Regions from separate parts of the Homo sapiens genome. Here region 2 is linked to region 1. A link is an interaction called in ENCODE POLR2A ChIA-PET data of the cell type or tissue named here. Cell type or tissue: Panc1. All regions are shown on one strand. Each heading gives the region's core, and the rest is flanking DNA. Links, peaks and the distances in the headings are about the cores only. Region 1 overlaps IFITM3-AS1 (IFITM3 antisense RNA 1). Region 2 holds the start of LOC105376517 (a long non-coding RNA gene).

Region 1 (15,208 bases), core at 5,650-8,149:
GCAGACTCCACCTCCTGGGCTCAAGCAATCCTCCTGTCTCAGCCTCCCGAGTAGCTGGAACTCCCAAGTAACACACACATTAGCATGCCCAGCTAATGTTTAAATTAGGGTTTTAATTCACAGAGAAATAAAGAGCATCTGAGCATTCATCTTCCACAAAAGCAATCTGAAATTGTCTCTGTAAGTGGGCGCCCTGTCTTTCTGCAGGCTCAGAGTGGAGAATGAGGTTGCATCTCAGGATGGCCACAGCGCCTTCCTTCCCAAGCCCTTTCTTCAGCAGCCGTGGTGGGAGCTGCAGCCGAAAAGCCCCTTTGGAGTTGCAGCTAGAGGGTGCCTTCCAGGAGCTGCTGGGCCAGCTTCACCAATGCCTGCAGACGGTCAGGACAGATTCAGAGAAGCTCTGGGTCAGAACGAGGGTGAAAAGCCCCTTCCTCGAGCTTCCGGTCGAACAGCCCCATGGGGGTGCCCTGACCTTCTTGCTCTAATGCAGCTGCTGTTCCCCGGGGCAGCGACTCCCCTTCTCTCCCTCCCAAGTGCGGCCCTGCCCTCTTCACAGGCACACACCCCACAGCACGTGCAGTGCCTCAAGGCGCCCGAGGTGCACGGGGAGGCCCATCAGTGCTGTTCCCCAAGCCTCCAGCTTTCTTGCTGGAATCTTTCTTTCCCACCCCTTTGCAGCTTGGCATGAGCTTGTCACTTGAGGTGGCCAGTGAGATGTTGTGGGCATGAGAGGTGGTGCCAAGAGATCAGGCGTGACTCCACCTCCCGTTCCCACCTCGGAGGCCTGGCAGCACACGCTGGGGGCTCCCCAACCTGGGCGGCTGGGCGAGGACGAGGCGCAGACCCCACACCTGCCACAGGCCCACACTGGAGGGAGTCAGCGGCTGAGGGTCGGGCCGTTCGTTACCACCGCACAGCCTGGCTCATCCTGGCTGACTCGGGGCAGTGCTGCCCGGGCCAGGCGGAGCAGGGAGGACGTGGTGGGGTGTTTGGAAGGCGGAGCAAGAACCTAATAAATGTGAGCCCTGGACTCTGAGGCCGGGCAGCGAATGTTCTGCGGGTGCTGTCTGCGGCCGGATGTGGGTTTTGGCATCATGAGCTCAGGAGAGAACTGGCCGGTGGGTGAGCAGGTGCGAAAGGAAACCGAGAAAACCCGGGGGGTACTTTGTGGGTTAAAAGAGGCAACTGCCTTTCCATCCTGACCAGCAGAAGGGAAGACTGCAGAGACCCTCGAATGTCGATCTCAGCGGTTGCGGCTAGGATGGAATCAAGAGCAGGCCACCGCACCCACCGCTGACAAATCTCCAGGTAGGGTCCGGCCAAGGGAATGGCCCAGGAAAGCCCTTTTATTGCACCAAATGCTCCAAGAAAAAGAGACTAAGGGAGTGATTCATGGTCTCAAGCCTGACCTGATGCCACGTTTTGTGCAGAGAGATTCTAGGGGGAGGGGGCAGTGGGGGCTGAGGACGGCCAAGGAAGGAAATGCAGCAAAGCCAAGAGCAGGGAGGACGAGCAGGTGTGACTCTGGAACAGGGACCTGACTAAATCAGACTGAAGTTTAAAAAGCTGATTTACGCCGGGTGCTGTGGCTCACGCCTGTAATCTCAGCACTTTGGGAAGTTGAGGCGGGCGGATCACTTGAGCCCAGGAGTTCACGACCAGCCTGGGCAACATGGTGAGACCCTGTCTCTACAAAAAGTATGAAAAAATAGCCAGTGGTGGTGGTGCATGCCTGTGGTCCCACCCACTCGGGAGACCGAGGTGGGAGGATCGCTCGAGCCCAGGAGGTCGAGGCTGCACTGAGTGTTGATTGGTCACGTCGCTGCACTCCAGCCTGGGTGACAGAGCCAGACCCTGCTGTCAGGCCTCCGAGCCCAAGCCTGGACGTGTACATCCAGATGGCCTGAGGCAACTGAAGAACCACAAGAGAAGTGAAAATGGCCAGTTCCTGCCTTAACTGACGACATTGCCTCATGAAATTCCTTCTCCTGGACAGTGAGTCTCAGAAGTTCCCCCACCCAGCACCCTGTGACCCCTGCCCCTGCCCGCCAGAGAACAAACCTCTTTGACTGCAATTTTCTGCTACCCACCCAGATCCTATAAAATGGCTCCACCCCATCTCCCTTTGCTGACCACCTGCACCCAGGTGATTAAAAAGCTTTATTGCTGGCCAGGTGCGGTGGCTCACGCCTGTAATCCCAGCACATTGGGAGGCCGAGACAGGCGGATCACGAGGTCAGGAGATGGAGACCATCCTGACTAACACGGTGAAACCCCGTCTCTACTAAAAATACAAAAAATTAGCCGGGTGTGGTGGCGGGCGCCTGTAGTCGCAGCTACTCGGGAGGCTGAGGCAGGAGAATGGCGTGAACCCGGGAGGCAGAGCTTGCAGTGAGCCGAGATCGTGCCACTGCACTCCAGCCTGGGTGACTGAGCCAGACTCCGTCTCCAAAACAAAAAAAAGCTTTATTGCTCACACAAAGCCTGTTTGATGGTCTCTTCACATGGACTCGCATGACACCTGCCTCAAAAAAAGAAAAAGAAAAAGAAAAAAAAGTTGATCAAAGATTTGAAAGAGTTGCACTGTCCTAAAAACACAGGCTGGATCCAAAGAGATCATGACAACTTGAGACTCAAAGTAGCCCTTGGGCCCCCCATGTCTCTATAGGCAAGAAAGGAGCTGAGGAAGCCACTCAACTCTCCAGCACCCACCCTGTGCGGCCACGGAGGACCGTGGGGATGGGAAGTGTCCCCTCCACCAAGCACAGCCCTCATCTCTTCCCGGAAGTTGCTCCCCGGCGTCAGCGTCCTCACCCAGCCACCCCTGGGACTTTGGAGTTGCTGCAGAGCATGACTGCTGGGATCTGCCTTCTTCCCTTCCAAACCGTCGAAGCCCCTGTCCCTGCTCCTTGGTTGAATACTGGGGGCGTGGGCAGAAAACTCTTCATCTTTTTAATTCAGGGCCCTCCAGCTTGGGAGGAGACACAGCTAGGCTGGATGCGGCAACTTGTGTACTTTTGACCTTCATGTAGCTGGAGGACACCGGGTTGCCCTTGAGGAAGCAGGTGTATTTTGCCTGCAGGAAGGGCAGTCTTCTGAGTACCTCGCAGGTGTCTGGATGTGGTGCGCATTAGTGCTGTTCATCAGACACCTTCAGCTGTCCTCTGGGCAGATGGCAGGGTTGTGTCTTCCTGTGGAGTTCCTTCCTTTCGCCTCAGTGACCACGGAGACGCATGTCGAGGTGTGACCTCGCCTGGGCCTCTGCATGAGGGTGGGGAGCAGAGTCCTCCTTAGTGGGAGTGGAGCGTGCACAGGACGTAATTACGTGGGGCCATTTGTTACGCAGCCTAACACAGCCTGTCCTGGCTGATGCAGATGGCCATTGCAGCAGTCATCTGCAGGTCCTCAGCTTAGTCTCACCCTCACTGGAGATCTTAGCCTTGGCCTCACAGGTGCTCCAGACCTTTTCCTGGCAGAATTTTGGTGACTTCAGAAATATGATGACTGCTGAACCCACTTCTCCCAGCATTTCTATTTGTGGTTGCCTGGTGTATTTAAAGTCTGTGTTGATGGGTGCATATATTTTTAACGTTTCCCTATTGTGAAATTTAATAAATTTACAGCAAAATGTATAAAATACGAAAGTAAAAAACTATCACCCTAGTCAAAAAATGGTGCATTACCCATCCCCGAGAAGATGCCTGCCTGTCCCTGCCCAGTCACGACTTTCACTCGCGTCCGTCCATGTGAAGAGACCACCAAACAGGCTTTGTGTCAGCAATAAAGCTTTTTAATCACCTGGGCGCAGGCGGGCTGAGTCCAAAAACAGAGCCAGCGAAGGGAGATAGGGGTGGGGCCGTTTTATAGGATTTGGGTGGGTAAAGGAAAATTACAGTCAAAGGGGGTTGTTCTCTGGCGGGCAGGGGTGGGGGTCACAAGGTGCTCAGTGGGGGAGCTTTTCCAGCCAGCATGAGCCAAGAGAAGGAATTTCACAAGATAATGTCATCAGTTAAGGCAGGAACAGGCCATTTTCACTTCTTTTGTGATTCTTCACTTGCTTCAGGCCATCTGGGCGTATATACGTGCAGGTCACAGGGGATACGGTGGCTTAGCTTGGGCTCAGAGGCCTGACAACCACCCCTCCCATCCCAAAGACCACCACTCCGGACTTCTGTGGTGAACACATTCTTGCTTTTTGTCAGGATTTCAACACCCACGTGTGGGTTAAACCAAACCTAATCGAGTGTTGGCTAAACCCAAACACGATGAGTTAGAGCTTCCAACATCTAAGTTCTTGGACGTCTGCTGATTAGGGTTTTCTATGGAGGCCTCATTATGTAGGGACGATTGCTTAAATCATTCCCCTAAGGACTGACTCAATCCAGTCCCTCTCCCCTCCCCACAGGCTGAGGGTGGGGCCGGCAGTTCCAGCCCTCAAATCGCCTGGCAACCAGAGCCCCTTTCCAAAGGCCTCTCACAGCGTAAACGCAGGTGTGGTTGAGAGGAGCTCTATCTTTACTCCTCATCGCCTCGGAATCACAAGGATGTTAGGGGCTCTGCAGAACCGGGAACGAAGGCCAAGCCGGTTTTTCTTACTGTATCACCGTATCCATTTCCCATTCCTTGAAAAAATCTTCAAGTTTACCTTTTGTTTCCAAAAGCATAGCGCGCACCGCTGCTTTATTGTCTGGGAATTCCAGCACCCGGAGTTTTTGCTGCCTGTGGCTCCGCTTGTCCCTCGCCCTCACTGTCTTCTCTCTCCACGGTGCCTGTTTATGCTTCATTGTTGGACACGGAGCGACTTCCAGGCCTGGGGTGTTATCTCCATCAGGGGAGGATTGCCTGCTGATTCCGTCAGGCACCGGGAATCACCCAAGTTCAGTTTCAGAGAACTTTTCCATATTTCTGGGTCTTTTCTTAAAATGTATCTCTTATTAAATCTGTCTTTTAATTCATATTTATTATAATAATTCTTCTACAAGGACATTTCTGCCATAGTTTTTATATTTTCTATTTGCCCTACTTTTGGGGTTTTTTTCTTTTGGTGATTATCATGAGAGATTTTTTCTTTTATAACTTTTCTTTTTTTTTTTGAGATGGAGTCTCGCTCTGTGGCCCAGGCGGGAGTGCAGTGGCGCGATTTTGGCTCACTGCAACCTCCGCCTCCCGGGTTCACGCCATTCTCCTGCCTCAGCCTCCTGAGTAGCTGGGACTACAGGCGCCCGCCACCACGCCCGGCTAATTTTCGGTATTTTCAGTAGTCAGGGTTTCACCGTGTCAGCCAGGATGGTCTCGATCTCCTGACCTCGTGATCCGCCCGCCTCGGCCTCCCAAAGTGCTGGGATTACAGGCGTGAGACACCGCGCTCGGCATAACTTTTCTAAAAATTTATATTTATTCATTCATTCAACAAATACACACACACACACATATACACATTTTTTTCTTAAGATGGAGTTTTGCTGTTGCCTAGGCTGGTCTCAAACTCCTGGCCTCAGGCTCTCCTCCCGCCATGCCTGGCACCACAAAACTTGTTGAGTCCCTCCTTTTTGTTGTTAGGGCTCCAAATGTGATCTTCAAATACGGCCCTTTGGCATGTTGAGTACTTGGCTATGGAGGCACTAAGGGCCCCTCAGAAGCAAAAGCCTCTCTGACCTTCTCCTTCCCTCCTATTTCCTGCCCCATTTTCTCCCCAGTGTGAATCACAGAAACCAGAATTCCTTTTCCCCACAGAAAATAGAACTCCTCTCCCCCAAAGCAGGCCGAAAACCTGGAAGGTCACTCTGTCCCTTTCCCTTGGAGGCCTTCCTTCCAAGAGGTCCTGCCCCCATGCGTGGGAGGGAGGAAGGGGCTTTGCAGGGGAGGCTGAGAAGGCTCCCCCCTCAGCCTTCCCGCTGGCTTGTTCCCGTTTCTGCACAGCTGCACATTCTTCATCTAATCTGAGCATAAAGAGCTTCCCTGGGTCTCTGGGTCTTCTGTGTCACACACAACTTGGACGCAATAAATGTGCTCTGCTTTCCTCTTGTTAGCTGTGTGTTGTTGAAGAGTGTCGCTGTGACCCTGTGACGGGTGAAGAAAGGTCTCACAGCCTTTCTGCTCCCACAGTGCCAAGACTTGTTGCACGTGATGAAACAAACCAAAACACCCTAAAATACTGCGGGTTGTTGAGAGGACGAAAGTTAAAACACAGGGCGATGCTCTGTCCCTCTCTCTGCTTGCCTGATGGCAGGACAGCAAGTTACAAAGACTAAGGGCTTCCTGGCCTCCTCTCTGCCTTTCGCACCTGAAGACACTTGTATATCAGCTCAGAGACAGAGAGATTCCAGGAGGAGATGTTGCTCTTCCCGTAAAGGTTCCTCCCCACATTTTCCTGCCTTTGTCTTGTTCCCATAGGATTTATGGCTCATGTTAAAATACTATTTAAGTAAGGCTCCTAAGCCATTGCAGAGAGAGAGAAATACTTTTAACCTGAGGCCTCTCCCGTGAGACAGGTACAGCAGGCATCAATAAACTGCTGTTGACTTTTCTCATGTTAATCTCACTTTTATTTTCAGGAGACTGTCTCAACTAAGAACCTAGGAGGGAAAGAACAACGTTGTATCTTCTCCCCTACAGTGGTGGGCACACGGTGTGGCCTAGTGCGCTCTTGTGATGGGGGGTCTTAAGACCCACACTGTTCATTCGCCCCATTCACTTCCTGGACTTAGCATACCTGGAGCTCCTGGTACCACGCACCCTTTGGCAAACCTTCCCATATCCCTTTGATCTCTCACTCCCTTCCTGATGGCATTACCCAGATCTTCAGGCTTTGTACAACCATATTTTCCTTCATCTTTGCCCTTTGTATCTACCTTTTTATTGGCAGTGGTTTGTTCCTAATAACAGATTTCACAAACACATTTGGTCCCCAGACTTCTCCTGTGGCCTGCAGCATTTCCTGGATTTCTGTTTTTTGTTTTTGGTATTTTTTTCTTTTTTGACTTCCTTCTTCAAGAATGTTTTCAATGCAGATGTGAGGGAGAGACACATTCTGAGGCTTTCTGGAAATATCTTTATTATGCTCTTAGATTTGAATAACAATTTGGCTGCATATAAAATTCTAGATTTTTTCCTTCAATTCTGTAAAGTATCACCCTATAATCTTCCTATTTGTGTTAAAATATAAACATAAAATCATGAAAAAAAAATTTTTTTTTTGAGGCAGAGTCTCGCTCTGTCGCCCAAGCTGGAGTGCAGTGGCGTGATCTTGGCTCACTGCAAGCTCCGCCTCCCGAGTTCCCACCATTCTCCTGCCTCAGCCTCCTGAGTGGCTGGGACTACAGGCGCCCGCCACCGTGCCCGGCTAATTTTTTGTATTTTTAGTAGAGAAGGGGTTTCACCGTGTTAGCCAGGATGGTCTCGATCTCCTGACCCCGTGATCCACCCGCCTCAGCCTCCCAAAGTGCTGGGATTACAGGCGTGAGCCACCGTACCCGGCCATGTCGGGTTTTTAAAAGTCTACAACTCTTTCTCTTTTTGAGATAAGGTTTCACTCTGTCACCCAGGCTAGAGTGCAGTAGCATAATCATAGCTCACTGCAGCCTCAAACTCCTGGGCTCAGGCGATTCTCCCACCTCACCCTTTTGAGTAGCTGGTACTACAGGGATACCCTGCTAATTTTTTCTTTTTTAGAGAGGGGTTTTTGCTATGTTGACCAGGTGAGTTTCAAACTCCAGGCCTCAAGCAATCCTCCCACCTCGGTCTCCCAAAGTGCTGGGATTGCAGGCATGAGCCATCACACCTGGCACTAGAACTATTTTGAGGGGTGGGGGTGAGGGGACAGGGTGTTACTCGGCTGCCCAGGCTGGAGTGCAGCGGCATGATCATGGCTCACAGCAGCCTTGACCTGGGTTCAAGCAATCCTCCCACCTCGGCCTCCCAAGTGGCTGGGACCACAAACATGCATCACCACACCTAGCTAATATATATATATATATATATATTTTTTTTTTTTTTTGGTAGAAAGAGTCTGGCCATGTTGCCCAGCCTTAGAAGTCTTTTTAATTTCTTTTTCGAGATGGAGTCTTGCTCTATCGCCCAGGCTGGAATGCAGTGGTGCGATCTTGGCTCACTGCAATCTCTGCCTCCTGGGTTCAAGTGATTCTCCTGCCTCAGCCTCCCGAGTAGCTGGGACTACAGGCATGACCTACCATGCCCGGCTAATTTTTTTGGATTTTTAGTAGAGACGGGGTTTTGCCATGTTGGCCAGTCTGTTCTCAAACTCCTGACCTCAGATGATCCGCCCGTCTCGGCCTCCCAAAGTGCTGGGATTACAGGCGTCAGCCACTGCTCCCGACTAGAACTTTTAATACAGAATTTCAGATTTGACTTTGAAAACCTCTTGAGCCTAGAAAGCCATGCCATTCCATCAGACTTTTCCTGCAATACTGTATTAGTCCATTTTCATGCTGCCAATAAAGACTGAGCAATTTACAAAAGAAAGAGTTTAATTGGACTTAGAGCTTGCAGTGAGCAGAGATTGTGCCACTGCACTCCAGCCTGGGCGACAGAGCAAGACTCTGTCTCAAAAAAAAAAAAAAAAGCACACCTTCATACCTTATAATTTTTTTTTGTTTTTTGAGACTGAGTCTTGCAATCTCTGCTCACTGCAACTTCCACCTCCCGGGTTCAAGCAATTCTTCCCCCTCAGCCTCCCAAGTAGCTGGGATTACAGGCGTGCACCACCACATTCGGCTAATTTTTGTATTTGTAGTAGGGATGGGCTTTCACCATGTTGGCCAGGCTGGTCTCGAACTCCTGACCTCAGGTGATCCGCCCCCCTCAGCCTCCCAAAGTGCTGGGATGACAGGCTTGAGCCACCACAACCAGCCTCTTATAACTTTCCTTACCCAAAATTCGCCTTCCTTTGTTTGTATATTCTGCATACAGAGCTGCTTCCCTTATTATTTCTCGTAATTTTAATTACCATATAATTAGAATTCTAAACACTTAGTAACTTTAAAAGCTTTTCTTATCTTTTTTTTTTTTTTTTTTTTTTTTGAGTCAGGGCCTTCTTCTGTTGCCCAGACTGGAGTGCAGTGGTGCTATCACAGCTCACTGCAGCCTCAACCTCCCAAGCTCAAGTGATCTTCCCACCTTAGTCTCCCAAGTTGCTGGGACCACAGGCATGTGCCACCATGCCCAGCTTTTTTTTTTTTTTTTTTTTTTTGAGAGGAGTCTCACTCTGTCACCCAGGCTGGAGTGCAGTGGCGCGATCTTGGCTCACTGCAACCTCCGCCTCCCGGGTTCAAGTGATTCCCCTGCCTCAGCCTCCCGAGTAGCTGGGACTACAGGTGTCCACCACCATGCTCAGCTAATTTTTGTATTTTTAGTAGAGATGGGGTTTCACCATGTTGGCCAGGATGGTCTCAATCTCTTGACCTCGTGATCCACCCACCTCAGCCTCCCAAAGTGCTATGATTACAGGCGTGAGCTACCACACCCAGCCCAGCTAATTTTTATTTTTGGTAGAGATGGGCTGGTCTGGAACTCTTGGCTCAAGTGATCCTCCCACCTCAGCCTCCCAAAGTGTTGGGATTACAAGCATGAGCCACCACACCAGCTATTAACCTTGGTTTCTAGTGAAAACTAGCAAGTAAACACTTGTCAACTTTTTGCATACATACCAACATTCTGCAGATTGGCAAATCTGTGAATATACCATGTCATAATTTCTAGAAGTGTGTGTTTCTTTATCATACAATTTTTCAATATGGCACAGGATGTGTTTGCTGGCAGAGACAAGTATGTTTAGTACTTCTATAATAAGAAGCCAAAAGTAGACAAGCTTATGTTTAGCAATCAAAGTTTCAGTATTTTATGTTATTCAAAAAAAATAAGGTTTAAAAAATATCTTTCTAGATAGTCGATGAATAACCATCATTTAATTTAACTTGACTCTAACAGTGCAAGCTACCAAAGAGAATCGGCAAGCTGCTTTTAAGTAGATGTTTCATAACAGCAGACAAGGCTAGACATCATCAAATTGCTTTTCTTGGTGGCAACTCTTGTAACAGAGATAACATAAGTTTTTGCCTAATAAACCTAGGTAAAACCAAAGTTGTGTGTCTGCGTTTTATTTAATGCTGACAACTCTAAATATTTCATTAAACCAGAAAAGTTTAAATAGCATTTATTTACCAACTATAATCTCAGATGACATGAAATTTAAAAAACATTTGGGTTAGTTTCTATATTTCTAAGAGTTTAAGGATAACTCAACTTATATAAGCTCATATTTTTCTTTAAGCCAATTAAATACCACTTTTTTATAAATTAATTTTGGCAACGCAATCTAGAGTAGGAAAATGTCACGTGTACATGTATACATAGACATACATAAACATACAGACAGAAGCAGATCATATAGCTTTCTTTTTTTTTTTCACACTCTTCAGACACTAGAGTGTTACAGCTTCATTCTAAAATCTTAGCCACATGCCAAGCACAGTAATACAAAACACACTGTTTAATACAAGAACAATAGGCTTCAAATCTTGTTTCTGGCACATGGAACAAGTCAAAATTACTTGCCAGATGATTAAAGCTTTTATTAATATTTGCGGGAAAGACTTAAGGTTTTTCATTTGCCCAATTTCCATATAGCTCTTTTTTTTTCTTTTCTCATAAGATGGCTTCCCAAAATTTGCATATCAAAGAGATAACCCTCAGGTGTTTGAGCAGAGTAGAAAATTTACATCTCAAAGGCACAGAACTTAGACTTCAGCCTTAAATATCTTCATTTGAAGAAGAGAAAAAAAGAAAGAAATGAAAAAAAGAAAGAGAAAGAGAAAAGAAAGAAAGGAAGAGAAAAAAAGAGAAGGAGAAAGAAGGAAGGAAGGAAGGAAGGGGAAGGGATGGGAAGGGAAGGGAAGGAAAGGAAAGAAAGAAAAAAGCAAGCAAGCAAGAACAAGGAAAGAAAGAAGGAAGGAAGGGAGGGAAGGGAAGGGAAGGGAAGGAAAGAAGAAAGAAAAAAGCAAGAACAAGGAAAGAAGGAAGGAAGGAAAGAAAGAAAAAAGAAAGAAAGAAAAAGAAAAGGAAGGAAGGAAAAGGAAAGAGGAGGAAGGAGGGAAGGAAGAAAGGAAGGAAAGGGAAGGGAAGAAGGAAGGAATGAGAAAGAAAGGAAGGAAGGAAAAGGAAAGGAAAGAAAAGAAAAGAAAAAAGAGAGAGAAAGCAAGCAAAGCGCTAATTAAGCCAAGATGGGGGTCAGAAATGCACGCTAAGTAAAGGTAAGTTTTGTGATGTAGATTTAAATCAATGCTTTCTCCATTCTTTTTTTTTGTTGTTTACTTTGTTTTGTTTTGTTTTGTTTTGAGACAGAGTCTTATTTTACAACCCGGCTGGAGTGCAGTGGTGCGATCATAGCTCACTGCAACCTCAAACTGTTGGTTAAATTTCTTTGTAAAGATGGGGTGAGAGGGTTTGGATTTGTGTCCCCACCCAAATCTCATGTCAAATTGTAATCCTCAGTGTTGGAGGAGGAGCCTGGTGGGAGGTGATTGGATCATGGGGGCAGACTTACCCCTTGCTGTTCTCAGGATAGTGAGTTCTCATGAGATCTGGTTGTTTAAAAGTGTGTGGCACCTCCCCCTTCTGTCTCTTCCTCCTGCTCCAGCCATGCAAGACGTGCCCCCTTCCTCTTCACCTTCTGCCATGATTGTAACTTTCCTGAGGCCTCCCCAGCCATGTGTCCTCTTTTCTTTTGCCTTTTTTTTTTTTGAGACACAGTCTTGCTGTGTCACCCAGGCTGGAGTGCAGTGGCGCGATCTCAGCTCACTACAACGTCCACCTCCCAGACTGAAGCAATTGTCCTGCCTTAGCCAGCTGAGTAGCTGGGATTACAGGTGCACGCCACCATACCTGGCTAATTTTTGTATTTTTAGTAGAGATGGGGTTTCACCATGTTGGCCAGGCTGGTCTCAAACTCCTGACCTCAACCTGCCTCAGCCTCCCAAAGTGCTGTGATTAAGGCATGAGCCACCACACCCAGCCTAAACCTCTTTTCTGTATAAATTACCCAGACTCAGATAGTTCTTTACAGCAATGAGAGAAGGGACTAATACACCGACTCTTACTATGTCACCCAGGCTGGTCTTGAACTCCTGGGCTCAAGCAACCCTCCTCCCTCAGCCTCCCAAAGTGCTGGCATTATAGGCATGAGCCACCACTTCTATCTCCTTTATAGAATTAAATTTTTCTTACAAAGGGTCTCAAAAGAATTGGATCAAAATAATCTTTATGCCAGAGTAGCACATTTGGGGCCTACGTTGGCTAGATCAGAGGCTTCTCAGCCCAGTTTATGCTTTTTAACTCCATCACTGAGTTCAGGGTGGCGCCTACTGATGAACTGGCAAGCATTTTCCATGCCTGGAGTTAGCATGAATAGGCCAGGATATAATTCTACATCATCAGCAAATTTCTGGGACAGGGAAACCTTTCACTATTGTTCTGAGCTCAGATTTTAATCAAGATGTCAATGTGGTTAAAGAAGGAAGGCCTGGTTGATCTAAAGGCCTAACACGATGAAAGTTTGGCTAACTTTCTTTTTGCCTCTGGGGTATAAAAGTTACTGAGCAAAAAAGTGAGTAGTTCAGAGCAATCTGGCAGAGCAAGATGGAGAGAAAGAGAGAAGGGCTCATCTGTGCTGAGTCAGTAGACATGCCCTTTTTCATTGTCAATTAACTGCTTTGGTTTTCTATTTGCCTTTTTCTATGGAGTCTTTTAGAGAGACAACTTGGGATTCATTTAGTCTTTTAGCAGCCTGTGCATGCCAATCAAAAAATCATCTGGGCATGGAGGTTCTCGCCTGTAATCCCAGCACTTTGGGAGGCTGAGGCAGATGGATCACTTGAGCTCAGGAGTTCGAGACCAGCCCGGCAACATGGCGAAAACCCATCTCTACTAAAAATACAAAAAATTAGCTGGGCTTGGTGGTGCATGCCTGTAGTCCCAGCTACTCAGGAGGCTGAGGCAGGAGAATCACTTGAACCCAGGAGGTGGAGGTTGCAGTGAGCCGAGATCACACTACTGCACTCCAGCCTGGGTGACAGAGTGAGACTCTGTGTCAAAAACAACATGTGAATTAAAAAATGCATTCCATTTTCTCTTAGTTGCTTTGGATCCCATCTTTTGCAGTGGATACCACAGATGAACAGCTTTGTCTAGGTCATCACTTACCCACTGCGGCCACCACTTAATTCTAAGGTGTCTTTGGTAAAGTTCACCAGTTTCTCTAGACAAGTACTGGTTCTCAGGTGGAGGAATCTCAGACTCTGTGGATTCAGATAAACTCATTATTCTGTCTTCCCAAACCCTTACCTATGTGAAGATGCCTACTAGGCCCAGTTCAGTTTCTGATAGATCCAGTTTGACGCTAGATCTAGTCTGGATTTTTTTTTTTTTTTTTGAGACTGAGTATCACTCTGTCGCCCAGGCTGGAGTGCAATGGCACGATCTCGGCTCACTGCAACCTCCGCCCCCCGAGTTCAAGCGATTCTCCTGCTTCAGCCTCCCGAGCAGCTGGGATTACAGGCACCTGCCACCACACCTGGCTAATTTTTGTAGTTTTAGTAGAGACAGGGTTTCACCATCTTGGCCAGGCTGGTCTTGAACTCCTGACCTCGTGATCTGCCCACCTCAGCCTCCCAAAGTGCTGGGATTACAGGCATGAGCCACTGTGCTTGGCCCTGGAATTTTTTTTTTTCTTTAATGCTCAAATAAAGTTGGAGATCTTAGGATGAAAGTTGTGGAACTTGCATGAAGTAGAAAAATTAGGCCAGGCACGGTGGCTGACGCCTGTAATCCCAGCACTTTGGGAGGCCAAGACGGGCAGATCACCAGGTCAGGAGATCGAGAACATCCTGGCTAACACAGTGAAACCCTGTCTCTACTAAAAATACAAAAAAATTAGCTGGGCGTGGTGGCAGGCGCCTGTAGTCCCAGCTACTCGGGAGGCTGAGGCACGAGAATGGCGTGAACCCGGGAGGCAGGGCTTGCAGTGAGCCAAGATCGCACCACTGCACTCCAGCCTGGGCAACAGAGTGAGACTCCGTCTCAAAAAAAAAAAAAAAGGCAACTGCCTTCTTTGTCTGGTGCTCAGACTTTCAGGACGCATGTCTGCTGAGCCGGTGTACACCTTAAATAAACTCTCCTTCACCCCGTTCCATCTCTCCAGCTTCCCGATTTCCTGCAACAGCATCCAGGAGGGATCTACTGGTGGGGATTCCACATCAGCAGCAAGAAAGCAGTGAGTACAGAGGCTCCACAGGCGTCCACACCAGATTCTTCATTGCTGCCAGGTGTCTTTATGGCCAGGAGGAGACTCTTCCAGGTCTCCCTTCTGACACCTGAACTGCTAAAAAGATAAACAGACACATTAAAAAATTTTAGGGTCTATTTTAGCAAACAGCAATTCATGAATTGGGCAGCTCCAAACTGCAAGTCATTCAGGGCTCCCGGAAAACATTTACAAGGTACACATGGAAGCAAAATTTATAAAAAAAAATTGGGCCCGGCGCGGGGGCTCATGCCTGTAATCCCAGCACTTTGGGAGGTCGAGGCGGGCGGATCACGAGGTCAGGAGATCGAGACCATCCTGGCTAACACAGTGAAACCCCGTCTCTACAAAAAACACACACACAAAAAAAATAGCCGGGTGTGGTGGTGGGCGCCTGTAGTCCCAGCTACTCAGGAGGCTGAGGCAGGAGAATGGCGTGAACCCGGGAGGCAGAGGTTGCAGTGAGCCAAGATCGTGCCACTGCACTCCAGCCTGGGTGACAGAGCAAGACTCTGTCTCAAACAAACAAACAAACAAATAAACAAAAAATTGATTGGTTAAATTAAAGCAGTAGCTTCAAAGTCCTTAGTTTGAAGCTGCGTTTTCATGGTATCTAATGATTGTGTCTAGTTTGAAGTCATGTTAGGATCCAGCCATTCATGCTGAGTTGGGTTTCAGTTACCTTATCTAAGAACTCAGGGCACTGGGAGCGTCCTCAATCTAATGGCCTCCCAATTAATTATTTCAACATAATTTTCTGAGAAATCGGGTATCAATCTAATTCCTGTTTCATTGTAGGAGACCTATTTTTTCTTTCTGGAACTTTCTCTTTCTGGAACTTTTTCTTTGATACTCTTCAGTTTCACTGTGGTACATGAAAATGTAGGTTATTTC
Region 2 (15,208 bases), core at 904-3,403, 1.4 Mb after region 1:
TCTCGGCTCACTGCAACCTCTACCTCCTGGGTTCAAGCGATTCTCCTGCCTCAGCCTCCTAAGTAGCTGGGATTACAGGCGCGTGCTACCACGCCTGGCTAATATGTATATATACACACACGTATGTATATATATATATACACACACACACATATATAGTGTATATATACACATATATATACGTATATATATACACTATATATGTATATACATATATGTATATGTGTATATATGTGTATATATACATGTATATGTGTATATATGTGTATATATATACATGTATATGTGTATATATATACATGTATATGTGTATATATATACATGTATATGTGTATATATATACATGTATATGTGTATATATATACATGTATATGTGTATATATATATACATGTATATGTGTATATATGTTTTGTATTTTTAGTAGAGATGGTGTTTCACCATGTTGGCCAGGCTGGTCTCGAACTCCTGACCTCAGGTGATCTGCCTGCCTCAGCCTTCCAAAGTGCTGGGATTACAGGCGTGAGTAATCCCACTTTAACTCTTTAGGCAAAACATAACTCTTTCAACCACTTGCCAATCAGGAAATCTTTGAATCCCCTATGACCTGGAAGCTGCCCCTGCCAACCCTGTTTCTAGGCTGAACCAATGTATATCTTACATATGTTGATTTATGGTTTTGGCCTGTAACATCTGTCTCTGTAAAATCCGTAAAACCAGGCCGGGCATGGTGACTGTTGCCTATAATCCCAGCATACTCGGAGGCCAAGGTGGGAGCATTGCTTGAGCTGAAGAGCTTGAGATCAGCCTGGGCAACATGGTGAGACCCTGTCTCTACAGAAAAGACCTGAAAATTTTAAAAAAAAGTATAAAGCCAAGCTGTTACCCAGCCACCTTGCTCACATATTCTCAGGACCTGCTGAGGTGGTTTCACAGGTCATAGTCCTCACATTTGCTCAGAATAAATATCTTCAAATATTTTATAGTGTTTGGCTTTTTTTCAACAACACTCCCTATACCCAGGGTACCCAGATGGACCTCATCCTTACTCTCCAAGTGTCCCCTGCCCAAGCGCCCACTCTCCACCTCCTCAGAGCAGCACCTCACTGGGCCCTGCCCTGGCCACCCTGGGCCCTCCTCCCTTAGCCCAGACTTGCCCATCTCCAATGTGGCACCATCCCTGGAACCCCATCTCCAACGTGGCACCGTCCCTGGAACCCCGTCTTCAACGTGGCACTGTCCCTGGAACCCCATCTCTAACGTGGCACCGTCCCTGGAACCCCGTCTTCAACGTGGCACTGTCCCTGGAGGCCTGTCTCCAACGTGGCACCGTCCCTCTAGGCCCCGACCTCAAAGGTGAGCAGTGTATCCAGGTCAGAAACTGGGTCTCCCGACACTGAGCCTGCAGAGGCCATGGTGACAGTTGCCCCAGGACTTCACCATTCTCGTGTGCCCTGGTCCTGCCTGGCATGGGGGACTGAATTAGGCCTGTTGGAGGGGAGGGCCCGGTCATTCCCCAGATGCTCTGGAGCACACAGCCAGGCGGGAGGTGCGGTCGCTGTAAGTAGGAAAGGGATATTGGGACAAATCATTTAAGGCAGGTCCAAGTCACACAGGAAATGGAGCCAGGGGATGTGCTCAACAGCGACCTCCGCAGGAAGGTCCCTCCAAGAAGGTGGCATCTGAGCTTGGACCCAAATGAAGGATGCTTCCCCATGCTCTCACCCAGGGTGCGTTTTCTCCTCCCAGCTCCCTGCGAGGTAGATGGGCCCAACCCCGCTTTACAGAGGCAGTGAGGTTCTGTGGTTCTCGGCGGGCGGGATTGGAATTCCCACCTTTTCTGTAACCAAATATATCAGGACCTTGGCCCTTGCGGAACCTCCCCGAAGCTGGATCTGCCTGATGGCCACAAATGAGTGGCTGCCCCCTCAGCCCCACCTTCCCGCCCATTTAGAGCCCTTCATCTGAGGGGGTTCTAAGCCTGAACACAGAAGCCCGAGCAGACAGACACCCTTGCCCTCAGAATCTGCCCAGCTGCTGGGGGTCCACACCTTGCCCTCAGAATCCGCCCAGCTGTTGGGGGCCCACGGCCAGCCTGGACCTGGCACCTGGGGTTATCACGTGCTTTCCAGTGGGCTGGGATCTTGGAGATGTCAGCCGACCCTGGGGGACTGGACTCCAGCAAGGGGTGAAAGATGGTCCCAGCTAGTGTCCCCTGAGCCACCCTGCTCGGTCCCCAGGTCCAGTGGTGGACGAAGCATTTGGTGTCCAGGATACTGAGATACGCACCTGTGAGGACGCATGCCCACAGAGCGTGGCCGACACTCCACCCAGAGGTCCCGGTGAGCCGGTGAGGCTGCGAGCCAGTGGGTAGTGCGGATGGCCAGTGGGGCCAGAAGCACAACGTGGCAGCGAGCTGTGGGGTGTGTGGGCCGGTGCTAGCCAGGCTAAGAGCCTTGGACCATCCCCTGAGACAACGGGGCACTGTTGAGCAAGGACCCTCTCGGGGCCCCAAGGGTGAAGAGGCCCCACCCCACCGCAGATACCATCTGTTATTCTGTTTATTACAGAGGGGGCATTCTGCCTGGGCCCGCTCAGCTTCCCAGCTCCTGGAGCAGAGCCCGGCACGTGGTAGGTGCCCAGTAATTATGTGTGGGATGAATGCCTGGGTGTTCAGGGTCCCCGAGGGACTGACCCACCAGGCAGGGTGGGACCCTGCTGGCATATTGGGTGAAGGTCAAGGGAGTGGCTTCTAATCCCCTTGCCTCTGGCTCACCCGGGCAGACCCTCTCAATCTGGGCCTCACCTCTGTCCCTGGAGAGTTGAGGTTGGGCTAACGGTCTCTGGAGCCCTTGCCTGCCCCTGCTAGGAGCTGAGGGTACAGAAGCGACCCCTGGCCTCCTTGTCTGGCTCAGATTCCCCAGACTCCTGCACCTGCCAGGCCGATTCAGGAGACCCTCTTCCCACCAGGGCTGCCTTCAGGGCTCCTGGGCCAGTGGGTGCTGCAGCGTGTCCAGGCCCCGCCTCTGGCAGAGTGCAGGGGACAGGGCCCTTTTTCACCTTTCACACCCTTCGGCTGACCGCATGCAGGGACATGGGCTCCATCTGTGGGGTGCTCGGCCCACCTGGGGAGAGGAGGCAGGAGGTGGGGGCCAGGCCCAGGCTCCATCTCAGCCTTTGCCATCGCAGCCCACTGAGCTTCCCACCACGGAGGGGCCCCAAGCTTCTCTCTGGGAAGCCAGCCACAGGACGGGGGTCGTGGCTTCTCCGGCTCCCTCCTGGCTGTGTGGAGAGTCAGGGAATCAGAGGATGGCAAAGTGCCCGAGAGGAAAGGGGCAGAGAAGGGAGTCGGACCTGCTGGGTGCCCGCTGCATGCTGACACCTAACAGGGGCAAGCAAGGGCTGGAGGCTGTCAGCCCAACCCTGCCTCTCCATGGGGAGTGCTGAATCCCAGACTGGAAAGGGTCTGCCTGGATGGGTCAGTCCCTTGGGAGCCTTGAGAATCTGCTCATTCACTCAACATGTGAGTGTCGGGCACCTACCACGAGTAGACGCTGCTCTAGGAAATCGAGAAAACAATAGGGAAATTCCCACCCAGTGCCGTTCATATATAGACAGGGGTGGGGGTGGGGAGGTGTGTGGAGGGGCAGAGATTAAAATGAAGCTGGGGGGTGGGTGGGACGCCCACGCAGGGCTTGGGGAGTGGAACGTACCAAAGAGGAGGCTGCTGCAGGGCACAGAGAGGGGCAGGGGAGGGCCCTGCGGGAAGAGAAGCCTCTTCTAATCGACCTTTTTTTTTTGAGGTGGAATTTCATTCTGTTGCCCTGGCTGGAGTGCAGTGGCGTGATCTCCACTCACTGCAACCTCTCCCTCCCAGGTTCAATCGGTTTTCCAGCCTCAGCATCCGGAGTAGCTGGGATTACAGTTGCCCACCACCACGCCTGGCTAATTTTTGTATTTTAAGTAGAGATGGGGTTTTGCCATGTTGGCCAGGCTGATCTTGAACTCCTGACCTCAGGTGATCCGCCCACCTTGGCCTCCCAAAGTGCTGGGATTACAGGCGTCAGCCACCCCGCCAGGCGCTCTAATCAGACTTGAAGGAGGTAATAAACCAAAGGCCTGGTCAGGAGCCGCTGACATGAGAACAGGAGAGCAGAGGCCATGAGGCAAAGGGAGCCGGCCTGGAGGTGGGGAGGAAAGGAAGCAGTCCGAGGTCAGAGAGAGGCAGTGAGAAGGGGTGAGACTCTGGATGCACTTTTGAGGTAGGGCCAGAGAATTTCCAGGTGGATTATTCGAAACCACCTTTGCAAAATTATGGCTGAGATAGCGGAAGAGCTCTAACTGAATCAACTCCATCTTGCTTCTAATCTCAAGCCATCCTTGTTCATTCCTGGGTGTCGGCTGAACTGTCTTTGAGAGGAATTTAGTTTATAGTTTAAACAAAGATGTTAACAGCCCTTTCCCCAAGCAGAACTCCTTCTTGCCTGGGGACTAGATGGCCTTTGTAGGACTAACATTAGCCACAGGGTTAGAAATTATGGTTTAGGAGTCATGCAGCTGGAGGCTACAAGATTCTGACCCTCTCTCAACTGCTCCTAAGATCAGCGCCTAAGATATTTTGCAGACCTTGCACTTGACGGATCAGCTGGCACCACCCAGATCAATAAACTGGCTCATCTGATCTTGTGGCCCCCATCCAGGAACTGACTCACCGCAAGAAGACAGCTCCAACCCTCTGTGATTTCATCCCTGGCCAATCAGCACTCCTGCCTCACTGGCTTCCCCGTACCGCCAAGTTGTCCTTAAGAACTCTGCTCCGCAGCACACCAATGTGGCACATGTATACATATGTAACAAACCTGCACGTTGTGCACCTGTACCCTAGAACTTAAAGTATAATAGAAATAAATAAATAAATAAATAAATAAATAAATAAATAAAAACAACAACAACTCTGCTCCATGAATGCTTGGGGAGACTGATTTGAGTAATAATAAAACTCCACTCTCCTGCACAGCTGGCTCTGCGTGAATTAATCTATTGCAATTCCCCTGTCTTGATGAATGGGCTCTGTCCAGGCAGCAGGCAAGGTGAACCCCTTGGGCGGTTACAGATTGGACTGACGGTGTGTGATGGAGGGGCCAATACTGACATTCCACGGCCTACCCAAAACCCTAGAAGGATGGCCTTTTATTGGCTGAGATGGGAACAGATGCAGGAGTAAGAGTCTTGGGGAGGAAGGCCAGGAGCTCAGTTTTGGATGCTTCAGATTGAGACAAAGCATGTGGGGCAACCAGGTGATTCTGCTGCATGGCAGCAGTGATTTGAGTTGTGAGTCCAGGGAGAGGTCGGGGCTGAGACGGACATGAGATAGTCATCAGTGCCATGTGTTGTGGTGATAAGATTGGATGGCACCAGGCTGAGTGTAGCTAGAGAATAGAAGAGGTCTAGGGACTGAGCCCAGGGGTCTCCCAACTTTAAGAGGTTAGCGGATTGAGGCTGGGTGCGGTGGCTTACGCCTGTAATCCCAGCACTTTTGGAGGCCAAGGCGGGCAGATCACTTGAGGTCAGGAGTTCGTGCCCAGCCTGGCCAACATGGTGAAACCCTGTCTCTACTAAAAGTACAAAAATAGCTGGGTGTGGTGGCAGATGCCTGTAATCCCACCTACTCGAGATGCTGAGGCAGGAGAATCGCTTGAGCCTGGGAGGTGGAGGTTGCAGTGAGCTGAGATTGTGCCACAGCACACCGGGCAACAGAGCAAGACTCCATCTCAAAAAAAAAAAAAGGAAGAAGAAGAAGAGGTTAGAGGATTGAGCAGGCACCAGCAAAGGAGGTGAGGAACCATCTGGAGACAGGAGAGGCCAGGAGGGTGGGGCCCGTAGAGCCGGCCGAAGAAAGTGGTTCAAGGAGGGAGTGGCTGCTGTGTTGAGTGGCTCTGCTGATGGCCTGTGGAAGATGAGCATTCACCACAACGTTTCACAATTTGACCTTGACAAGACCTGTTTTAGTGATGTGGTGGTGGTGAAGTTTAAGAGAGAATGACTGTCATATTCAATCATCAAGACAGTGTGGTATTGACACAAAGATAGATGGGTGGACAGGAAGGAGGAATCTCAGGTATACAGTGTCAAGGTGACATGGAAATGCAGTGGAGGAAAGGCTGATCTTTTCAGGCAATGGAATGGAAGGGTCTCGATCCCTCCCTCATACCATACACAACATTCAATTTTAGATCAGTTAGGGATGTGATGTAAATGGTAAATCCTTTAGGGAGGAAAAAGGCAAAGAGGGCCACCTTCATGATCTTGCCAAAGAGAATGGAAAGAAAAGCCACACGCTGGGAGAAAAGATTTGCAAAACACATATTTGATACAAGACTTGTATCCAAAATAGGCAAAGAACTCTCAAAGCTTAACAAAAGAAAATAACCCAATTTAAAAAGTGAGCAAATCGTCTGCTCAGACGCCTCACCAAGGAAAAAATGCAGCTGGCAAATAAGCGCACGAAAAGATGCTCAACATCGTACGTCGTTAGGGAATTGCAGGTTAAAACAACAGTGAGACACCACCACATACCTGTAAGAATGGCCAAAATCCAAAACACTGACAACGCCAAATGCCGGGGTGGGCGTGCGGCAACAGGAAGTCTCATGCGTTGCTGGCGGAACTGCAAAACGGTGCAGCCACTTTGGGAGACAGTTTGGCAGTTTGTTACAAGGCTTAAATGTACTTTCATCATACCATCCAGCAACTGCCCGCCTCGATATTTACCTCGATAAATGAGTTGAAAACTTATGTTCACACCAACACCTGCACACGAATGTTTAGAGCAGTTTTATTCACCGTCACTAAAAACTGGAAGCAACCAAGATGTCTGCCTAGAGGTGAGTGGACAGACAAACTGTGGTCTATCCAGACATCGGAATATTCTTCAGCACTAGAAGGAAATGAGCAGGCCGGGGATGGGGCTCACGCAGGCAATCCCAGCACTTTGGGAGGTCGAGGTGGGCAGATTACTTGAGCCCAGGGATTTGACACCAGCCTGGGCAACATGGTGAAACCCCATCTCTATAAAAAAATACAAAAATCAGCTCGGCTGCTGGAGGGAGCTTGAAGTCTCAGCTACTGGAGAGGCTGAGGTGGGAGGATTGCTTCATCCTGGGAGGTGGAAGTTGCAATGAGCTGAGATTGCACCACTGAGCTGCAGCCTGGGCAACAGAGAGAGACCCAGTGTTAAAAAAAAAAAAAAAAAAAGCTACAAGCCATGAAAATCCATAGAGGAACGTAAGTGAAAGAAGCCAACCAGTAAAGGCTACATACTGTCTGATTCCATCTCTATGACATTCTAGAAAAGGAAAAATTATGGAGACAGTGAAAGGATCAGTGGTTGCCAGGGTTTGGGGAGGGCAGATGAATAGGTGAAGCACAGAACATTTTTAGGGCAGCAAGACTGCCGTGTATGATACTGTAATGGTAGAACAGGACATTATGCATTTGTCAAAACCCACAGGATGTACAACTCAAAGAGCGAACCCTGCTGTAAACTATGAACGTTAGTTAACAGTAATGCATCCTTGCATCAGTGATCATCACTTATAACAAATGTGCTGCACAAATGCAAGATGTTGATCATGGTGGCAGTGTGTGTGTGTGTGTGTGTGTGTGTGTGGGTGCGTGTATGTGTATAACTTCTGTTCCTCGGCGGGGGAAGGAAGGGGGCAAGGGGTCCTTCTGCAGCCCTACGGCTTAAGGGACGGCTTGAAGGTCAGATTCCCTGGATGGGGTCAGGCGCTGGGTGTGGAGCAGGGAAGTGGTTTCTTCCCCAAGTCCCCCGCCAACCCCAGGAGGTAGGAGAGGGAGCGGCTGAGATGCTGAGTCACCCCTGCTCCAGTCCTGCCCCTCCCTCCTCTTAGGGCTGAGTCACTGCACTCTCAGAGCTGGGGCCACCATGACCCTCAAGAGAAAGGGGGCTGCGGCACCCTGGGGCTCCAGCCACAGGCAGCTTTAGTTCTGCAAGAGCAGTTGAGGAGGCCAGGGAGGGAATTAGCTTTTTGTCAGCTGACTTTGGACAGGACTGGGGCTGGTGGGGGGAAAGGTGGAGGCTGTGAATGGCTGGCACAGTTAGGGCAGGGGGAGGGGCTGCCCAGGCACAGGTGGGGGAGGGGAAGGGATGCTGGGCACAGGTGGGGGAAGGGAAGGGAGTGCCCAGGCACGGGTCGGGGAGGGGAAGGTGGTGCCCAGGCACAGGCGAGGTTTGGGGGAGAGGGTGTCCAGGCACAGGTGGGGGAGGGGGAGGGGCGCCCAGGCACAGGTCAGGGAGGGGAAAGGGGTGCTGGGCACAGGTGGGGGAGGGGGAGGGGGAGGGGGGTGCCCAGGCACAGCTGTCTGGCTTCCCTCCAGGTCCAGGACATGGCATCTCTGGGTGTCCTGCTGGGAAGGGACCCAGCTTGGCTGAAGGTGCACTGTGCCTTTAGCATCCCCCCAGTCCTCCACCCTGAGGTTATCCAGCTCACCCACCCTGGCCGCTGCCCCTGACCTTCAGTCTGTCTCTCTGTGCAAGGAAGAGGAGTGGCATGCAGGGCTCACAGTTGCTGGAGGCCTCTGCTGTGTCCTCTTCCAGGAGCCTCAACCTCTACCTGCCTCCAGAAATGAGCACCCCCGAGTCCTGAGCTTACTGTGGGGCCCAGTTCTGCACTGGCTGCCGGGGTGTGCGTTTCTGGGCATCCCCCAGGGCTGGACAGGCCTGGGTGCTGTGGAGGAGAGCCGGATGCCAGTCATCAGTTGGGGTTGAACTGGATGACCTTTTAAGCTAACCTCCTGCTCCCCACCCTCTGCATACACCCTGTTCGGGCACCTGACCTTCCAGGATCACAAATGTGTAATAGGAAAAAACCCAAAAGCTTTAGGGTTCAGCAGTCTCTGAGGGCTGCAGTCTCAGGGCACTGATGAAAAGACCAGGGTCCCAGTGGCCCACAAACCCTCTGGATTAGGGGCTTCAGCTCCAAGGACTGAGCCCTGAGCCATGGCCTTCCTCCATCATGGCTTCCCTGGGAGGGCCTGGCAGGCACATGGAGGCCTCGGGAGACCCCAGGAGCCCACAGGTATGGGTGCACCGTGGCAGGCGGCCACAGAGCCCACTGGGCTCTGCAGCTGGAATAACTGAATACGCAGCTCACTGTCCCCCAAGCTTGGTTGGGGACTCTTCCTTCATATTTTAACAAAATCCACGGCACCTCTGGGATGCCGGCGGCTGCTGCACACTGGGGACAAACAAGACAGATGCAGACCTGCCTTCATGGGGCAAATAGGAGCCAAAGCAAGTGCTCAACCAATAAGAGATGTAGTTCCAGACTGTGGTGTGTGCTGAGGGGAACAGCTGGGGCCGGGCTGCCTCAGAGACAGTGAGGAGGTTGGGGTGTCTATAGGGATGACTGAAGGCCTTCCTCAATGACGGACAGGAGCCAGCCTGAGAATGGAATGAGCTGGAGGGACCGAGAGGCCTCCATGGCTAGGAAGGTGGGAAAGGATGTGATGAGGTGAGGTCAAAGGGGTGATGGGGGCCCGCCAGCCAGGGGATGCATCTGGCACAGGAGTGGCTTAGCCAGGCTGCAGGGAGGCCCAGGGAGGGAGCTTCCCTGCCCTGGCTTACTGGGGAGACAAGCCCGGCGCCCAGGAAGGGATGCGAATGTACATGGACTACCCGTGCAAATGCTTATGGTGAAATGTTCTGTGTCAACTTGGCTGGGCCACAGTATCCAGATATTTGCAAACGCTAGTCTAGATGTTTCCGTGAAGGTGTTTTTCAGAGGTGATTCTCATTCCCATTTAAATCCGTAGACTTTGAGTAAAGCCGATGATGTGCCAGTGTATGGTGGGCCTCAGCCAATCAGCTGAAGGCCTTAACAGAAAGAAGACTGAGATCCCTGAGGAGGAAGGAATTCTGCCAGCGACAGACTCGGGACTCACAATGAGGCATCAACTCTTCCCTGGGTCTCCAACCTGCCCTGAGGTTTTAGACTTGCTGCCTCCATAATTACACAGGCCAACTTTAAACAATAAATCCCTCTCTCTCCGCATATATACCTATCACACCCCATTGGTTCTGTCTCTTTGGAGGACCATGACCAGTACAGATGGGCTCAGGGAAGGCATCCCCAAGGGGAGGGTCCTGCCCTGCAGGGGTTTGAAAGCCGGGCAGCCATGCCGGACAGGCCCACGGTGCTGGCCTAGCCAGGGGTGTGAAGGGGAGGGCCTCCGGCAGGGGGGCGGCTGAAGCATCTGGTCTGCAGGCTTTGGAGGGAGGGCAGGTGAGGGTTGAGCCCAAGCAATGGTCGACTAGGAAAGGACAGAGGACAGAGAAGTGATTGGCCTGAGCGTAGGGTGGTCATTCACCTGCAGCGTGGCCAGGGGCTCCGGGTCCTCTGGGTTCGAGGGGATGAACTAAGAGAGCGGCATTAAGAATGGGACAGAGGGCAGACGACAGATACTAAGGAGAGGGGATGGAGGGGGGATGGAGAGGAGATGGAGAGGGGGATAGAGAGGGGATGGAGAGGGGATGGAGAGGGGATGGAGAGGAGATGGAGAGGGGATGGAGAGGGGATGGAGAGGAGATGGAGAGGGGATGGAGAGGAGATGGAGAGGGGATGGAGAGGGGGATGGAGAGGGGATGGAGAGGGGATGGAGAGGGGATGGAGAGGGGATGGAGAGGAGATGGAGAGGGGATGGAGAGGGGATGGAGAGGAGATGGAGAGGGGGATAGAGAGGGGATGGAGAGGGGATGGAGAGGGGATGGAGAGGAGATGGAGAGGGGATGGAGAGGGGATGGAGAGGAGATGGAGAGGGGATGGAGAGGAGATGGAGAGGGGATGGAGAGGGGGATGGAGAGGGGATGGAGAGGAGATGGAGAGGGGATGGAGAGGGGGATGGAGAGGGGATGGAGGGGGGATGGAGAGGGGATGGAGAGGGGATGGAGAGGGGATGGAGAGGGGATGGAGAGGGGGATGGAGAGGGGATGGAGAGGGGATGGAGAGGGGATGGAGAGGGGGATAGAGAGGGGATGGAGAGGGGATGGAGAGGAGATGGAGAGGGGATGGAGAGGGGATGGAGAGGGGATGGAGAGGAGATGGAGAGGGGATGGAGAGGGGGATGGAGAGGGGATGGAGAGGGGATGGAGAGGGGATGGAGAGGGGATGGAGAGGAGATGGAGAGGGGATGGAGAGGGGATGGAGAGGGGGATGGAGAGGAGATGGAGAGGGGATGGAGAGGGGATGGAGAGGGGATGGAGAGGGGATGGAGAGGAGATGGAGAGGGGATGGAGAGGGGATGGAGAGGGGGATGGAGAGGAGATGGAGAGGGGATGGAGAGGGGGATGGAGAGGAGATGGAGAGGGGATGGAGAGGGGATGGAGAGGGGGATGGAGAGGAGATGGAGAGGGGATGGAGAGGGGATGGAGAGGGGGATGGAGAGGAGATGGAGAGGGGATGGAGAGGGGATGGAGAGGGGGATGCAGAGGTGGATGGATGGAGAGGGAATGGAGAGGTGGATGGAGAGGGAATGGAGAGGTGGATGGAGAGGGAATGGAGAGGTGGATGGAGAGGGAATGGAGAGGTGGATGGAGAGGTGGATGGAGAGGGGGACGGCAGCGTTTACTTCTTCCCCTCTGGTTCTCCTAGAAATAAGGATGGCAGACAGGTTCCAGCGCGAGTCCCATAGGAGCAGAGCTGCCCACACAGTGGGTGGCTAAAACGACACATAGTCATTCTCTCACGATTCTGGAGGCCGGAAGTCCAGACTCAGTGTCGCTGGGCTGAAATCGAGGTGTCAGCAGGGCTGGTTCCTTCTGGAGGCTCCAGGGGTGAACCTGTTCCTTGGCCTTGCCCGTTTCTAGAGGTTGCCTTGGCTGGGCCTTGGCTGGGCCCTACCCACATCTTCAAAGCCAGCACTCTAACCTGCTTCCATCTTCTCATCGCCTTCTCTGCCTCCTCCCCTGCCTTTCCCTCCAAAGGACCCCTGTGATGACCTGAGGCCCACCCCAATAATCTAGGATAGCCTCCCATCTCAAGATCTGTTGAGTCACATCGTCAAGGTCCCCTTGACCTGCTAAGGCCACATCTTACCGAAGTCAGGGATGAGGATGTCAATGTCTCTGAAGGAGGTGTTATTTTACCCACAACGCTGCCATTTGTTGAAATGGAGGATGTTGGGTGAGGAAAAGGGGTTCAACTTGGGGCCGAGAGAGTGTGCAGTGCCCATGGACTGAACTTGCAAGTGGAGGTGTCCCCTGGGTCTGCAGGATGAGGCCAGAAGCAAGGCTGGTGGAGTTCAGACAGAGCTCTGGAAGGGACCAGCTGGTGGTGGCATCTGTGTGAAAACAAGGGCAAGCCAGAGGAGTAAGGGCAAGGGGAGGGGCCTGAATCCTGAAGCCCCCTGCTCCAGAACTGGAGTGTTGAAGCTTGCGGTGGAGAGGGATACACTGAGAAAGGCTGAGCTGAGGAGCTGGGGCTGGGCTGGGTGGGATGAGTGATCAGGGCTGAGCTGGTAGGATGGGACCATCAGGGCTGAGTTAGGTAGGATGGGACCACAGGGGGCTGAGCTGTTGGGAGGGGGCCATCAGGGGCTGAGCTGTTGGGAGGGGGCCATCGGGGGCTGAGCTGGTGGGATGACACCACAGGGGGCTGTGCTGGTGGGATGGGACCATGGAAGGCTGAGCTGGTGGGATGGGACCACGGGAGGCTGAGCTGGTGGGATGGGGCCATCAGGGGCTGAGCTGGTGGGATGGGATCATTGAGGGCTGAGCTGGGTGGCATTGGATCATGGGATCTGAGCTGGTGGGATGGGGCCATTGGGGCTGAGTTGGGTGAGATGGGGCCATCAGGGACTGAGCTGGGTGGGATTGGATCATGGGGGCTGAGTTGGGGGGATGGAGCCATCAGGGTGATGTGGTGGGGATGGGGCCTCTGGTGTTGGGTTGGGTGGAATGGGCTGCTTGGTTTAGCTAGGGCGGTCCTGGTGGTTGATGGTTCTGCCCCAGTTCAGACAGGCTGGGTTGGCCTGAGATGCTTGTTTCTGATGTTGGGCTTGTGAGTGTCAGGAAGAGTTGGGCAATGCCTGTGGCTTTCCCCTAGGGGCTCTTGGGACATCTGAATGTCCCACAGAACAGAGGCATGACTTGTGCCTCAGTAGCTGGAGGGTGTTGGAGCAAGGGGCCCTCCCCTGGCCCCAGGGGCCTCAGGCACTGTCCAAACATCTGCACTCACCTCCACCCCCAGACGTGGCCAGTGACCACCCTCTAGCCTCACACTGGGCCAGCCATTCTAAAGGGGCCCTGACTTCCCCACCCAGAAGGGGCCCAGGCCATCTGGCCTCCAAGCCTCCTCAGTCCACCCCAAGAAGTCCTTGCAGCAGAGCCACAGGGAGCGGGAAGGGCCACCACATCCTTGCCCCATGTCTTGGTGCAGCCACCAGGGTAGGGCCACACTGACCCCGTCGTGACCTCATTGTGGGGGTGCGAAGGGAGGGGAGAACCGGAAGTCCATGGAGCCTGGGCATGTGCTCTCCCTTCTCTTCTGGGAGAACCTGTTCTGCTGTGGGCTGATCTGGTCCCACTCGAGGAAAAGGCCTTATCACCCTCCTGCAGCCCTCGCCTACCTCCCACCCACAGCCAAAAGGCCTGTTCCCCAGGGTGGGACGGTGGTGGCAGTCAACACTCACCCTTTCTCGGGATGCCAGCTCCTCTGTGGTACCCTGCCTCTCCCAGGCAGCTGGACAAACGGGTCTGGGGCTGTGACACCCCCTCTCTTTGGAGCAGTGACTCATAAGGGCAGGGAGTGGTGGGTGGGGACAGGTGGCCCCTCTGTCCTGTGAACAATGCCCTGATTCTTCCAGCCTGCATGGGGGTGCTGAGCTGGGGGCAGGGCCCTGCCCAGAGGCAGATGCTGAGGCCTCCACTTCCAGTCCTGGAGGGACCCCAAGCCTCACAGTGAGTGCTGCGGATGCAGAGCCCTCGTCCCTCGAGTTACCCGGCATTATACCACACACCTCTCTGCATCATGCTAGCAGGAAGCACTGCTCTGTGACAGACAGAGGACCCCAGGTGTGTGGCTTCACGTGGGTTACTCACCTGTCTGAGCCTTAGTCTCCAATCTGTAAAATGGGATGGTAGTGTCCATCCTCATGGGCAGGGCGGGAGCATGGTGGCTGGTGTTCCCCATGTTACCTGCCCCTCTCCATCCCCTTCTCCATCCCCTCTTCATCCCTTAGTCTCCAATCTGTAAAATGGGATGGTGACTTCCATCCTCATAGGCAGGGTGGGGGCACAGTGGCAGGTGTTCCCGGTGTAACCTGCCTCTCTCTGTTGGCTCTGGACCGCTTGGCAGCCACACAAGGAAGCCCAGGACTCTTTGCCCCTTGGGCCATGGAGGACACACAGGTCGTGGGAGAAGCCTGGCAACCAGGCTAGGGAGCTCATTCAAGGCAGGGAAGATGACTTCCAAGAGGAGGCCAGCCAGAGGGTGGGGAGCCTGCTGGGGAAGGCAGGGCCCCAGGGGAAGAGTGCCCGGGCAGGGGCCCCCAACACAAGCAGGGGCAGGGAGGCCAGCACGCCATCCTGCTGGCTTGGCCAGACCGAGGGTGTACAGGTGGAGGTGAGCTGCAGCCCTGGAGGCTGGACAGGAAGGTCGAGGGAGGCTGGAAGAGCCTTGAATGCCACGGTGAGGGCATCTGAGTCTGTTCACAGGCCATCAGGTGGGTGGTGCTGGGAGTGTTGGCAAGCAGGCTGCTCTCTCTGGGTCCCACGTGGGACATGCTATAGCCCCTCACTCGCTCACCCCACTGAGTTTGCAGGGACTGCGCCCCTCTCTGGGCGACACCTAACACGGGAGAGTGCAAGCTGGGCAGACGGAAAGGGGGTTCTCGGGGTCCGTGGCTCCCCCTGCTCCTTGTGCGCCTAGGCTGGGTCCTCTTGGGAGGACCACTGCCAGGCAGGAGGCAGCCCTGCTCGTGGCTCTGTACCGTGCTCCCAAAGTCTCCACCGAGAGCACCCAGCAGGGTCCTGTCTGCAGAGTGCAGGCCCTCACCTGCCCGGGCCTTCGCTGCTGTTTGCCAAGGGTTTGTGCTGCACGTTCTGTGGCCAGATGTGATGTGGATGCTGTGATGAACAGGACAGACAGAAATCCCTGCCCTCCAGGAGCGAATAGTAGGGGGTGGGAGACA

Evidence for each region. Peaks named below come from ENCODE experiments on the same cell type or tissue, not always from the same donor. Only the 100,000 strongest peaks of a DNase experiment are listed, where the experiment ranks them.
Region 2: POLR2A ChIA-PET joins it to region 1 with 7 read pairs; 1 of 35 experiments calls an interaction of 5 or more read pairs at or near these places.

Annotation. Positions count from the first base shown.
Region 1 is chr11:330,035-345,242 of GRCh38, forward strand. IFITM3-AS1 (IFITM3 antisense RNA 1) reads left to right here. Exons shown (of 5, transcript XR_007062540.1): 3 at 1-1,308; 4 at 1,834-1,995; 5 at 2,669-3,655. Among named protein-coding and RNA genes, the nearest start is that of IFITM3, 17 kb to the left of the region's middle. RefSeq lists enhancers at 1,113-1,212, 3,295-3,848, 3,849-4,402. In Panc1, for the core only: no CTCF peak of the experiment used is centred there; no DNase peak of the experiment used is centred there; H3K27ac peaks cover 1,170 bases.
Region 2 is chr11:1,764,817-1,780,024 of GRCh38, forward strand. It overlaps LOC105376517 (a long non-coding RNA gene), which reads right to left and starts at 13,764. Exons shown (of 4, transcript XR_002957212.2): 1 at 13,709-13,764; 2 at 12,115-12,358; 3 at 6,770-7,206; 4 at 6,550-6,684. It overlaps LOC124902610 (a long non-coding RNA gene), which reads left to right and starts at 13,907. Exons shown (of 3, transcript XR_007062550.1): 1 at 13,907-14,090. In Panc1, for the core only: no CTCF peak of the experiment used is centred there; no DNase peak of the experiment used is centred there; H3K27ac peaks cover 2,434 bases.